2 separate regions of the Homo sapiens genome follow, and region 1 is linked to region 2. A link is a loop called in an ENCODE intact Hi-C map of the cell type or tissue named here. Cell type or tissue: endothelial cell of umbilical vein. All regions are shown on one strand. Each heading gives the region's core, and the rest is flanking DNA. Links, peaks and the distances in the headings are about the cores only. Region 1 holds the start of LOC124904228. Region 2 overlaps DPYD (dihydropyrimidine dehydrogenase).

Evidence for each region. A loop is a pair of places that touch in the nucleus more often than their neighbours do. Peaks named below come from ENCODE experiments on the same cell type or tissue, not always from the same donor. Only the 100,000 strongest peaks of a DNase experiment are listed, where the experiment ranks them.
Region 1: it touches region 2 in a loop (5-fold over the local background); 4 of 110 quality-filtered maps call a loop at or near these places.

Annotation. Positions count from the first base shown.
Region 1 is chr1:98,043,687-98,049,064 of GRCh38, forward strand. It overlaps LOC124904228, which reads right to left and starts at 1,817. Exons shown (of 1, transcript XM_047437906.1): 1 at 1-1,817. The coding sequence starts at 1,704. The coding sequence ends at 1,183. MIR137HG (MIR137 host gene) reads right to left here. Exons shown (of 5, transcript NR_046105.1): 2 at 2,833-2,941; 3 at 2,322-2,710. MIR2682 (microRNA 2682) reads right to left here and starts at 1,665; the gene lies at 1,556-1,665. MIR137 (microRNA 137) reads right to left here and starts at 2,485; the gene lies at 2,384-2,485. In endothelial cell of umbilical vein, for the core only: no CTCF peak of the experiment used is centred there; DNase peaks (open chromatin) are centred at 1,705, 2,455 and 4,755; H3K4me3 peaks cover 2,338 bases; H3K27ac peaks cover 1,635 bases.
Region 2 is chr1:97,898,164-97,903,541 of GRCh38, forward strand. All of the region lies in intron 1 of DPYD (dihydropyrimidine dehydrogenase), which reads right to left. Among named protein-coding and RNA genes, the nearest start is that of DPYD, 20 kb to the right of the region's middle. In endothelial cell of umbilical vein, for the core only: no CTCF peak of the experiment used is centred there; a DNase peak (open chromatin) is centred at 3,138; H3K4me3 peaks cover 240 bases; H3K27ac peaks cover 2,918 bases.

The DNA.
Region 1 (5,378 bases), core at 217-5,216, 150 kb after region 2:
CTATGAGTAGAGGTTTCCTTTAGATTTCATCACTAGCATTTGCAATTATTCCATTCTCAACATTATTCTTCCTCTATGAAGCAACTGCAATAAATTTGCACAAAACTGAATAGAATAGCTTATTTTTCAAAAGTTCTTCCTCATCTCCTCAACAAATGCCAGAGTGTTACATCTTCTGTTTCTCACAAACTCTGTCACCAGGACTTCAGCTCTCTTTCTTCCTTTCAAATCCTAAACACTTATTATTTAGCCAACCAGCATGAGGCCAACTTTCCAGAGACCACCTAGGAACTAGAGTATGTAGCTTCTACTTTTCTAATTTCCCAAGGAAACAATGCCACCAGTAGACATATTGCATTTTGTTAAATACATAACAAGCATAATATTTAAAAGCCCTAAATCACCAACTGGTAGATCCCTAGAGAAAAAAGGTAATTCATGGAATAATGAAGGAAAGAACAGGAGTTACATATTCTCTTGCTGGTGATAGAATGTCGAATGCAAAGACAGCATCTGTGTTTTCTTTCCTACTTCAACTCATTCTTAAAATGGACTCGCCCCCGGGAGCTTCTGAGAAGGGCTCCACCCGTTCCCTGCAGACGACAATGTTCTTTGAGCGCAAAAGCTGTGAGTATAGATACCCTGGGAGTAATTGTGGGATCAGACACAATGGGGTGGGATTAGGGGTAGGCAGAGGGTGTGTGTGGAGTACCCTTCACTGGGAATCCTAAATATTAGAAGAAAGGCGAAACCCTAGGTGGGGAAGCATGAGAGTGTGCCTGCTTCCTTCAAGACACCTCGGTGTCAGCCTCTCCAGGGTTCAGACTGCTCTTGTGGGCAAGAGCCCAGTGGGGCACACGCACTTCGTGCCTGAGAAAGGCCCATCCTCCAGGGGGAGAAGGTATCTGAGATGTAGCTCAGCTTAGAGCGGTCCCAGAGCGACAAGAGGGAGAGCTTCACAGGCCTCTAAGTTTATTTGATTTTTCTCCTGCAGTTTCCATTTCTCAGGAATTCAGTCTTCGTGCGTAGCCCGTGCACAACCAACGACCACCACGCAGGGAGGAAACCTGGTCTTAGTGTTTGGCCGCGCTAGTGGAATCTTCTGGGCGCCTGGTACGTTCTTGTCCCCAGCACTCTGTCCTTCCACCTTTGAAGCGCCTTGATAGGACGGTCCCAGATGCCTCACAAGAAGGAAAGGCAAGGTGCAAAGCTGGCAAAGCTGTGTGGTCCGACGCTGGCGAGAGCTGAGACCTGGAGCCCCAGCCCACGCCTTCCACTCTGGGTCATCCTTCCCAGCTTCATCTTGGGCATGCCAACTCCTGCCACGTCCGATTGTCCCCAGGAGTGCCCAGGCATGCTTGAGGGGTGTGGTGGCGGTGGCTTCCTCTTCGCTAGGAGGTGACAAATCCGTGTTGTTTTATCGTCCATTAATATTTGAAACAAACAAACAAACAAACAAACAAAAACTCTAAGTAGAAGGAGGGAGAGGCTCTCTCTTGCTCCCACGCCTTCGCAGCTGACCTGAGAGGGGGGACGTGCCTTGCGTTTGTTGGTGTTTGAGACTCGTCCTAAAGGCAGAGGCAGGGAAGACAGCGCTGAAGAGGCGTCCCAAAGAGATTGGACGTCTGAACAGTCACTGCCTGCCCCAACCTCTTTCAGGAAGGTTCCAGGTCTGTGCCACACTGCAACCAATCCGGTTCCCATCCTGTTTCTCCACCCCTTCTCGGAGAATCCGAAAAGAAAATATGCGTTCCTGAGAGACCCGCCACACTTCCGATCTGGAAGTTCCGCGGGGACCCAGCCCCCGGGCCCCCGCCCCCTCCCCATCTCGGCCGCCAAGTCTGGTTGCGGAGCAGCGCGGCCGGCCGGGGGTGGGGCTCCGGCACCGCCCCGGGCTCGGGATTCGCGAAGTCACGCGCTTCCGCAGGCTTGCGGGGGCACCTTCGCCCACGGACACGCCCTTTCTGCGGAGGCAGCCCCCAGCGACCCTCTGCCCAGCTTCGGCGCCTCACTCGCGACGCTCCCAAACTGCTCAAGGCCTTTCAGTCGTTCCCAACTTTAGAAAATCGCCCCGTCCGCGTCTCTCCCTCCAGCCGCACCCCACCGTGGAGAGGAGAGGAGCGGACTGGGAACGCCGAACCGCCCCGCAGGCTCGGGGAAACGGACCCCCTTCCGCTCCCCGCCCATCCCCTTCACCTCGCCCCCCGCCCCCTGCGCGAACCCATTTTCCAGTCCTGGTCACCAGAGGCGCAGCGCACAGCCTTTCCGGTGGAACCAGTGCGAAAACACCCGAGGAAATGAAAAGAACAAGAAAGTGCTACCTTGGCAACCACGGGCGTTTAGTGGCCAGCTGGTGGGCTGGGGAGGGCGGCCGCTGCCCCCCTGCCGCTGGTACTCTCCTCGACTACGCGTATTCTTAAGCAATAACAACGTAATCCGTATTATCCACCCAAGAATACCCGTCACCGAAGAGAGTCAGAGGACCAAGCTGCCGCTGCCGCTGCTACCGCTGCCGCTGCTACCGCTGCCGCTGCTACTGCCGCCGCCGCCGCCACCAGAACTCTTGCTGCTCGCTGAGCCCGCCCCTGCCTGGGGATGGGCTGAGCTTGACCGGGACCATAAATCCATAACTCGATTTCCCTAAAGAAGGATCCAAAGCTGTGCTCGGCTGCTTCCTGCCCAAATCCAAATGGCCGCTCTATTTCCAATTCTGAAAGACAAATCACAAAATCAAATACTTAACACAGAAGAGTGCTGTCTTTCCAGTGAGGAGGGAAGATGTGGCAAGGCTTTTTGGGCACAAGTGGGAGTGACAAGTAACCTTCAGTTTACCTGGTGCTCTCCCAGTGCTTTCCTCTGCACTTCTCTGCTTGGTACCCAGTCTGGTCTCGGCCAGTCCACTCTAGGTGGTATGATTGAGTGCCATGGCGGCCAGAGAACCCTGTAAGAGACGTGAATAGTTACCCACACAAATACAAATATATTTGCCTAGACGGCTTTGGGAAGAAGTGAGGCTTAAATAAAGATAGGTCATGCATGGGTGAAATTTTCAGTAGTGTGTTTTGGAAATGCACTTTTCTCAAGCCCAAGATCATGGAAAATAAACACTCATTCAATTTACTACTTGAAATCAAATACTTATAGATGTACAAAAATAGGCGTCTTTCCTTTGAAGGCCTTATAGCTATACAACATAATGATTTTTAAAGAAAAAAAAAAGCTTGAAGGCACACAGTAATTAAACCCATTTTCCATAGTGTCAAAACTCACTGAGTTGACAAGCTGGTAGACTTTCTATGATTTAAGCATCATTTTATATCACTACAATGTTTAATTTCATAGCACACTTTTAAAATATATACTATAAATGCATTGCTGTACAGCTGTTGTGGACACCTCTACAGAAAAACCTTTGAAGCTCTGTGTTCATAAATATTATTTTAAGAAGAAAAAGCCAATAAAAACTCATTTGCAAAGTGACTGTAATTTTGGCATTCAGAGAGAGAATCTCTGTGATTCTTTGATGATCAATATGGCTCTTACTGGAAAAGCTTTGTCTTAAGATCCTGCAGTGGATATTCTGATAATGGGGGTTTATTGTTCACTAAATAAAATGGACAAGTGCAACGTCACTACCCAAGACATGGTGTAGCTTCCTTAGAAAGTTCTCAATTTGCTTTCCCCTTTACTCTCAAATACATGAAAGTACATCCATGTAAGGGGAATGGGGGGGAATATGGAAACATGGCAATAGACATTATGATTTCCCAAATTATGTAAGTGCAAATAGCTCTTCATCAAGGAGTAATTATATAACAGAATCTCTCCCACTACCACAACTCATCTCTAACTGACCTGGTTGCAATTTAAGGTGCTTAGGTTGTGTTTGCTCTTATTTTTTTAAAAATTATAATACTTCTCCGGGCACACCAACTCATCATTTTCTTGACATGTTACTTACAGATGGAAAAATCAACATGAATTCTAGGTTTTATGAATAGATGTTTAATATATAATGTCTGAACCTAAAATAACTAGAAAGAAAACCAATATAGCCCAACTACCAGACTGTTTTACATTATTTTCAGATAACTCTTAAGTACACCACTTACAAAAGGACAGATACCAATAAAACAAATAAATAAGCACTATTTTCTGTTGTTACCTAACATAGGTATAAAGTGGAGCTTTTCTCTGGTGCTAGACAAAAAAAAAATTCAGAAAGCTGACAGGTTCTCTTCAGCTTGAACTCCTAGAAACAAAAGCCCTTAGGGAAAGTAATGCAATAGTCTATGAGCAAAGTGTACATTTGCTTCTGCACTCTTCTATTTAAATCTCAACTAATATTAAAAGGAAAACAAGAAACACACTATACAGATAGGCTTGGATTTAGTAAATGGAACGTTATAAACTCAAAAGGATGGTCAAGGGAGGCACACACACACACACACACACACACACACACACACACCCCAATACACAGGGCATCAGAATCACAGCATAAATACCCACACAGCTTTTCAATGCTTTCCAAGTAGTCTCCTTCAGTTTTGCTTCCTCACAATTAAAATAAAATATATACACACACTGACCCACAGACTCGCACGCTTTAAGAAACTAGAACAACGCAGTTGATATGCTTTCTTTCTACCCAAGTAGCAGTGCCAGCCTTTTCCCTACCTACCCAATGTTCCACCAGCTTCAGCACCTGGACGAATGGACAGCTCAACCCGGGCCGACTGCCGGCAGCACTCGCAGCAGAACTGACGCTCTGAGCTCTAACCAAAGCTCTCTCGTGCTTGAGCGGGGCAGCCTGACTTACGAGAACACCATTTCCTACGAGACCACTGCCGCTGGGTGCATATTCAATTCAAGCCTCCTTAAGCTGTCGGATTTCCCCCACCCATCCACCCTCCCCCCCTTCTCCACCCTCCACACAAAAACAAAAAAGGGAAAAAGCCCAATACCATCAGGGCGTTTGTTGATCAACTTACACTTCGCTTTTGAATATTTAGATACTGCTAGCGGAACAATATCAGCGGAGGCTTAGGTCCGCATTAAGTACCTTTGTTCATCGACTCCTGCAAGCCATGTTTATTAGAATCTACATTTCTCTCGCGCCCCAATAACTAGAGGTGTGTTTTGCGGGCAGGGGGCTTTCAGCACCTTTTGATCTCTCAAGGCCACCGCGACTGATTGACGGTTCCCAGTACTTTCCTATGCTATCCCCCATACTCCAACACCCATCCCAGTTAATCGCTTCGCAATTTGCAACCAAAAATACATAAAGAAACGCGACAAAGCAATGGGTTTGAGGAAATAAGCCAATTAAGCTAAAGCTGAAATGCCTCTCTCTCTCTCTCTCTCTCTCTCCCCCC
Region 2 (5,378 bases), core at 85-5,084:
CATTATTCCCAGACCCATGTGAGTGCTAGTTCCGTCGGACTGTTCTTTACGCAGCCATGGGTCATTTTCCCACATGCGTATACTAATCATTACTCTGTGGAGTACTCAAGGGGAACCCTCTGCTGATCTGCAGGTTTCTCTCTGAGCAGCTCTAGCCTCTCTGTTGTTCTGTTCTACAAACTCTAGCTTCCTTGGTCTCCCTAGACTTTCAGCTCTGTCTCTCCAATTGAAGGATTCCACCAGGCTTTGTGTGGTTTCCCCCTTCTGATCTGCAGCCTATAAACTCTCTCAAGAGGATAAACTAGAAAAATATTAGGGTTTCCTTCATTTGTTTATGTTTCTCAGGGAACACTGTATTTCATTGCTTGATAGCCAGTATCTTAAAAATAATTGTTTCATATATTTTGTTTCTTTTTTATTGTTTCAGGTGGAAATGTGTACAGGAAAGAACCTGATAGGCCTGAGTTGCTCAAATCCTGAGCAATATGGTTTGACTGTGTCCCCAACCAAACCCACCTTGAACTGTAATAATCCCCATGTCACACGGGTGGGGCTAGGTGAAGGTAACTGAATCATCAGGGAGGTTTCCCCACACTGTTTTCATGGTAGTGAATACGTCTCATGAGATCTGATGGTTTTCTACATGGTGGTTCCTCTGCATAAGCTTTCTTGCCTGCCACCATGTAAGATGTGCCTTTGCTCCTCCTTTGCCTTCCAACATGATTGTGAAGCCACCCCAGCCATGTGGAACTCTGAATCCATCAAACCTCTTTCCTTTATAAATTATCCAGTTTCAGGTATGTCTTAATCAGCAGCGTGAGAACAGACTAATACACTAAGCATTCCCAAGAAAGGCTTGTTTTCAGAAGAAGTGGCCCTCAGCTCACTCCTAGGAACCAAGCTGTGACTATTCTGTCAGACAAGAGTGTTTTGTTTTGTTTTTTTTTTTAATGCCAAAGGCCTTGGGCCACGTTGTAACAGTTGGCTAGTTTACATTAACAGTGTGATTAATGATGAGTATCTGCTTTTTCTCTGGTGGTCTGAACCTTGAATAACTGAAGTCAGTCACACAGCACTATATGTATACATGACTAACACGCAATTAAAAACCCTGGATACTAAGGTTTGGGTGAGCTTCCCTTATTGGCAACTCTTCACATGTTGTCACACATCATTTGCTGGAAGAATTAAATGTGTGCCATGTAACTCCATTGGGAGAGGACAACTGAAAGCTTGTGGGTGACTTCCTCTGAACTTTGACAAATGCGCCTTTTCCCTTTGTTTCTTTTAATTTATTCTTTCACCATAATAAACTATAACCATGAATACAACAACTTCTATATCCTGAGGGTATTTATAGTAAATCAATTGTGCCTGGAGGTGGTCTTGGAACCCCCAATACAAAATGTACATCTATTCCCTAGTGTCCCACCTTGAGTGTATGCAGAATTCCAGTAAGAGTATCATACTCTAGTGGCCACTCCTTCACATGGCTTAATTTTATAGAGCACCTGGACAAACAATACAGAAAAATTTTCAAAATGGCAATACGTAATTTCTTTACTCACTTTTATATAGGAATCTTAGGTAAATGTATTAGAGATTGATACGTGGTCATGGGACCATGGGCTTTAAAGTAGAAAAAGTTAACTTATCACAGATACTCCTGAATAAATCAGCTGCATCAGAATATCTCAGATTTCCCTACACATCTATCAATTATACATGGATAGGCCTTGGGAATCAATCAGTTTAACAAATGTCTGTGGCAGACTTTGCAGCTCTCCTGCCTCAGTATGCACTCCATCCTTCCTTCTTAGTAGCAAACCCCTATTACATTTTGGGAGCCATAGTTCTCAGCTACAGACTATAATTCCCAGGCTTTGACAAGCCATTCAGCTAAGTACCAGGAAATAATATGCATTTAGAAGTGTGTATCTTTTAAGGAGTCTCATTAAAGGGAGAGGTATACCTTGTTTTTCCTGTTCTTCTCTGCTTTTGGAGCTCTAGCTGCTAACTTCAACAGAGAGGTGAACTTGAGGATATCAGAATGGAAAGACAGAAACCTGTTGACAACAAAAAGGTGCTATACGCACTCTAGTATCTATCTCTGGACTTCTTTTACATGAGGAATAAATAAAGTTCTGTCTTCTTTAAGCCGCTTTTAGCAATTTTTCCCATGTTATACCCCAACACCTGGTTTTTACAGTGCCCAAGGTGATTCTGGTGGTCAACTAGGTATGGGAAGGACTGATAGTCCAATCAACAAGGCAAAATATTCAAAACCAGGGTGCATGGAAACTTCAAAATAAAAGCATTTGGCTTATGTACTTAAAAGATAAGTGGGAAATCACATCAGCTTAAGTATTTTTCTTGAAATCCATCAAATGTCAAAAATCCTAAACCAAAACTTACTCATTTCAAAGAATGATCAATGGAAATTTTATTGTGCCAGCACAAAAAAAGTAATTCATTTTCATCTCCATTCATTGACTGCTAATAGGTTTCTCCATTTTAACTGACATAATTTTTTTACAATATAGCATAATGATGTGAATAAAATATATCCAATGCTCCTTTGCAAACTGTTTTTTGAAAATCTCCCATGCACACAACTCCCTCCCCAAAATCCACACTTCCAACCAGTCTGTTAAATCCCTCCCTCCTATCAAGCCGCAGTAGATAACACATTTCTGTGCTCCCAAGATACACCATGCAAAACACCCTATCTCTATTAATATTCTAACTTGATTTCTGGATGTGTTCTCAGTCTAATATATACTTCAACAATAAGACAGTTTAGCAACTTTTTATCAAAATTTTATAATGTCTTTTATTCGAAAAAAATTATATTAAAAAATGATATAAGAACATTTTTTAATGTTCTTATATCAGATGACTATTTGGTAATACCTGATGTTGAATGAGAGCTTACAGTATGCCAGGCACCCCTTCAAGTGTTTTTCAAGTACAGATGAGAAAACTAAATCACAAGGAGATTGAGTAACTTCCCCAGGAAGTAACAGAGATTCTTAACCCACATATTTTGGCTTCAGATTATGGACTGTTATTCACTACTCTGTACTTCTTCTATGGGCAGCTAATATTAGTTTCATTTTAATGTAGTAACTCAACGATTGCTGCATATTCACTGTAAATACTGAAATCAATTTTGCGCTGGTGCAGCTACAGAAACAAGACCTGAAATAAGTCAGATTAAAGAAAAGTCTATTATATGCTGATTAAGCCACAATATATACCAAACTTCCTGGTACACATTGCTTATATAGTGTTACTTCAAATGAAAAGAAAGAGACAAACCTCAGAAATATTGTTAAGGAAGCTCTAGCAGGACTTGATAACAATGAGTATAGGTTGTAAAGAGACAGAAAAGTAAATACACCTCCCATATTAACAATTTGTGATTATAAGGGGAATAGTATGCACAGAAAATAAAAGTTGGGATAGAAAACTGGCTTAGAAAAAAATATTTAGTACTGTTTGGCTCATCACTTGAATAATGGTGTCATCTTACAAATGACATATAAGCAGCAACAATAACAAAAAACTGACAGTGAAATACAGCATGTCTCCAGTGCCTTTCAATTAATTGTTGGATTTGAATTAAGTTCACACATCTTGTCTAAAAAGCTAAGATTTTTCTTTAATTGTAAAAAAATCACAGATGCTCTGGTATCAAAAATACATTTACCATTCAGAAATGTCAGGTAATGCTACTTCCATTAAAATAGAAATTCTGGGTTTAATATTTATCAATTTATAAAATAGTTTACATATATTATTAAACCCTCAAATTCTTGTATTCCAATTGAAATCCACATAGTCTAAAATTCTCTGCTTATATGCCTGTCTGCCCCACTAGCCTTTCAGCTTACTGAGTATGATGACTGGCTATTACCCTTCTCAGTATCTCCAGGAACTTATATAAGGCATAAATATAGAGACTTGCAATAAATTGAATTGTATCTCCTTAGAGTGTAAGAGCCACAAGGGACCTCTATTTACAGATGCGCCTAGTGAAGTAAAAGAACAATCCATATTAAAGACTGAGTCAAGATTAGAACCAAGTCTCCTAACTCTATGACATCACCACACTCATACAAAAATATCACTACAATGAGGCTCCTGAATACTTTGAATTATCCATGACTTTACATTGCCTACGAGCCTACTTCTGATAAGAAACCATACTTGAAAGTAGCATAAGAGCAAGAATTAGAAGATGCATAAATAATATAGACCAGAGAGGCATAAGAGGTCAGAAGTTCAGTGTTTTGGATTTACTGGGTAAAACTGGTTTTCTTTAATTTCCATAGGAAAGATTACAGGATGCCCACATGTCAAGTAATTCTTTAATCATTAAGTTTGCTGTTTCCATTGAAATGTTATTCATCTCAAAGATATGTAAATTATCACCATCACTTTAATACAATGCTTCCTACACTTTCTCTGTCATTTTAAAGATTAAGACTGAAAATAAATTAAAAGCAGGGGTATGTTGCTATATAATAAGAGGTAATTTCATCAAATTAGTAACATTCAGATTCTAATGAGATTTCTTTATTATTTTAGACACAGAATATTTTCCTAAAGGAGCATACTAAACAAAACAATCTACCTTTTAAGACTTTTCTTAAATGGAGCATACCACTAGAAAACAAACAGCTATTATTTTTCATTTCAATCTAAATAACTGCAATAACTTCCAGGTGTTTAGAAAGAGGTACCTCCCAACACTACATAGTTCCACGCTTTCTTTAAACCTTCCTAACACTTAGACTTACTCAAAGATATAAACATTATTCCAAAGGATGATAAATATTGCATCGTAATTAAGGTTACTGGGCTGGCACAGAAGAGAATTTGACTTAATGGGAGACTTCTGTGATGGAAATTAATAAGTTTGCCACTTAATTACAAACAGTGTGGGTTGTGAGCAACATTCATACTATTTACACACTTGTTAAGATTTAAGTAAGAAAAGGCTTGATAATACATCTCTTATTTACTACGAAGCAAAATTAAAACTTGAAAACTAGAAACAATCTATATTTAACAATATCACAAAGAATGAAATAGCTCCGATTTCTTTTGCTTTAAAATTTGTTTTACTGAATATAATACATATTTATTTTTAAAAGTTTTAATCCGAATGAATGATAACCCCCTAAAATGCAGGTTATAGAGCTGGATGAAGCATGTGAAAATTTTTAGAAACGTATGTAAATGGTGTTTCTCACAATTTATGGATCAGTTCTGTCTATCAATTCCAAATTTGAGTTTTTGTCATAACCAGAATCTTGAAATGGTCAAAACATGTTGGTCTAGCAAATCAATATCTAACATGGACAACGCTA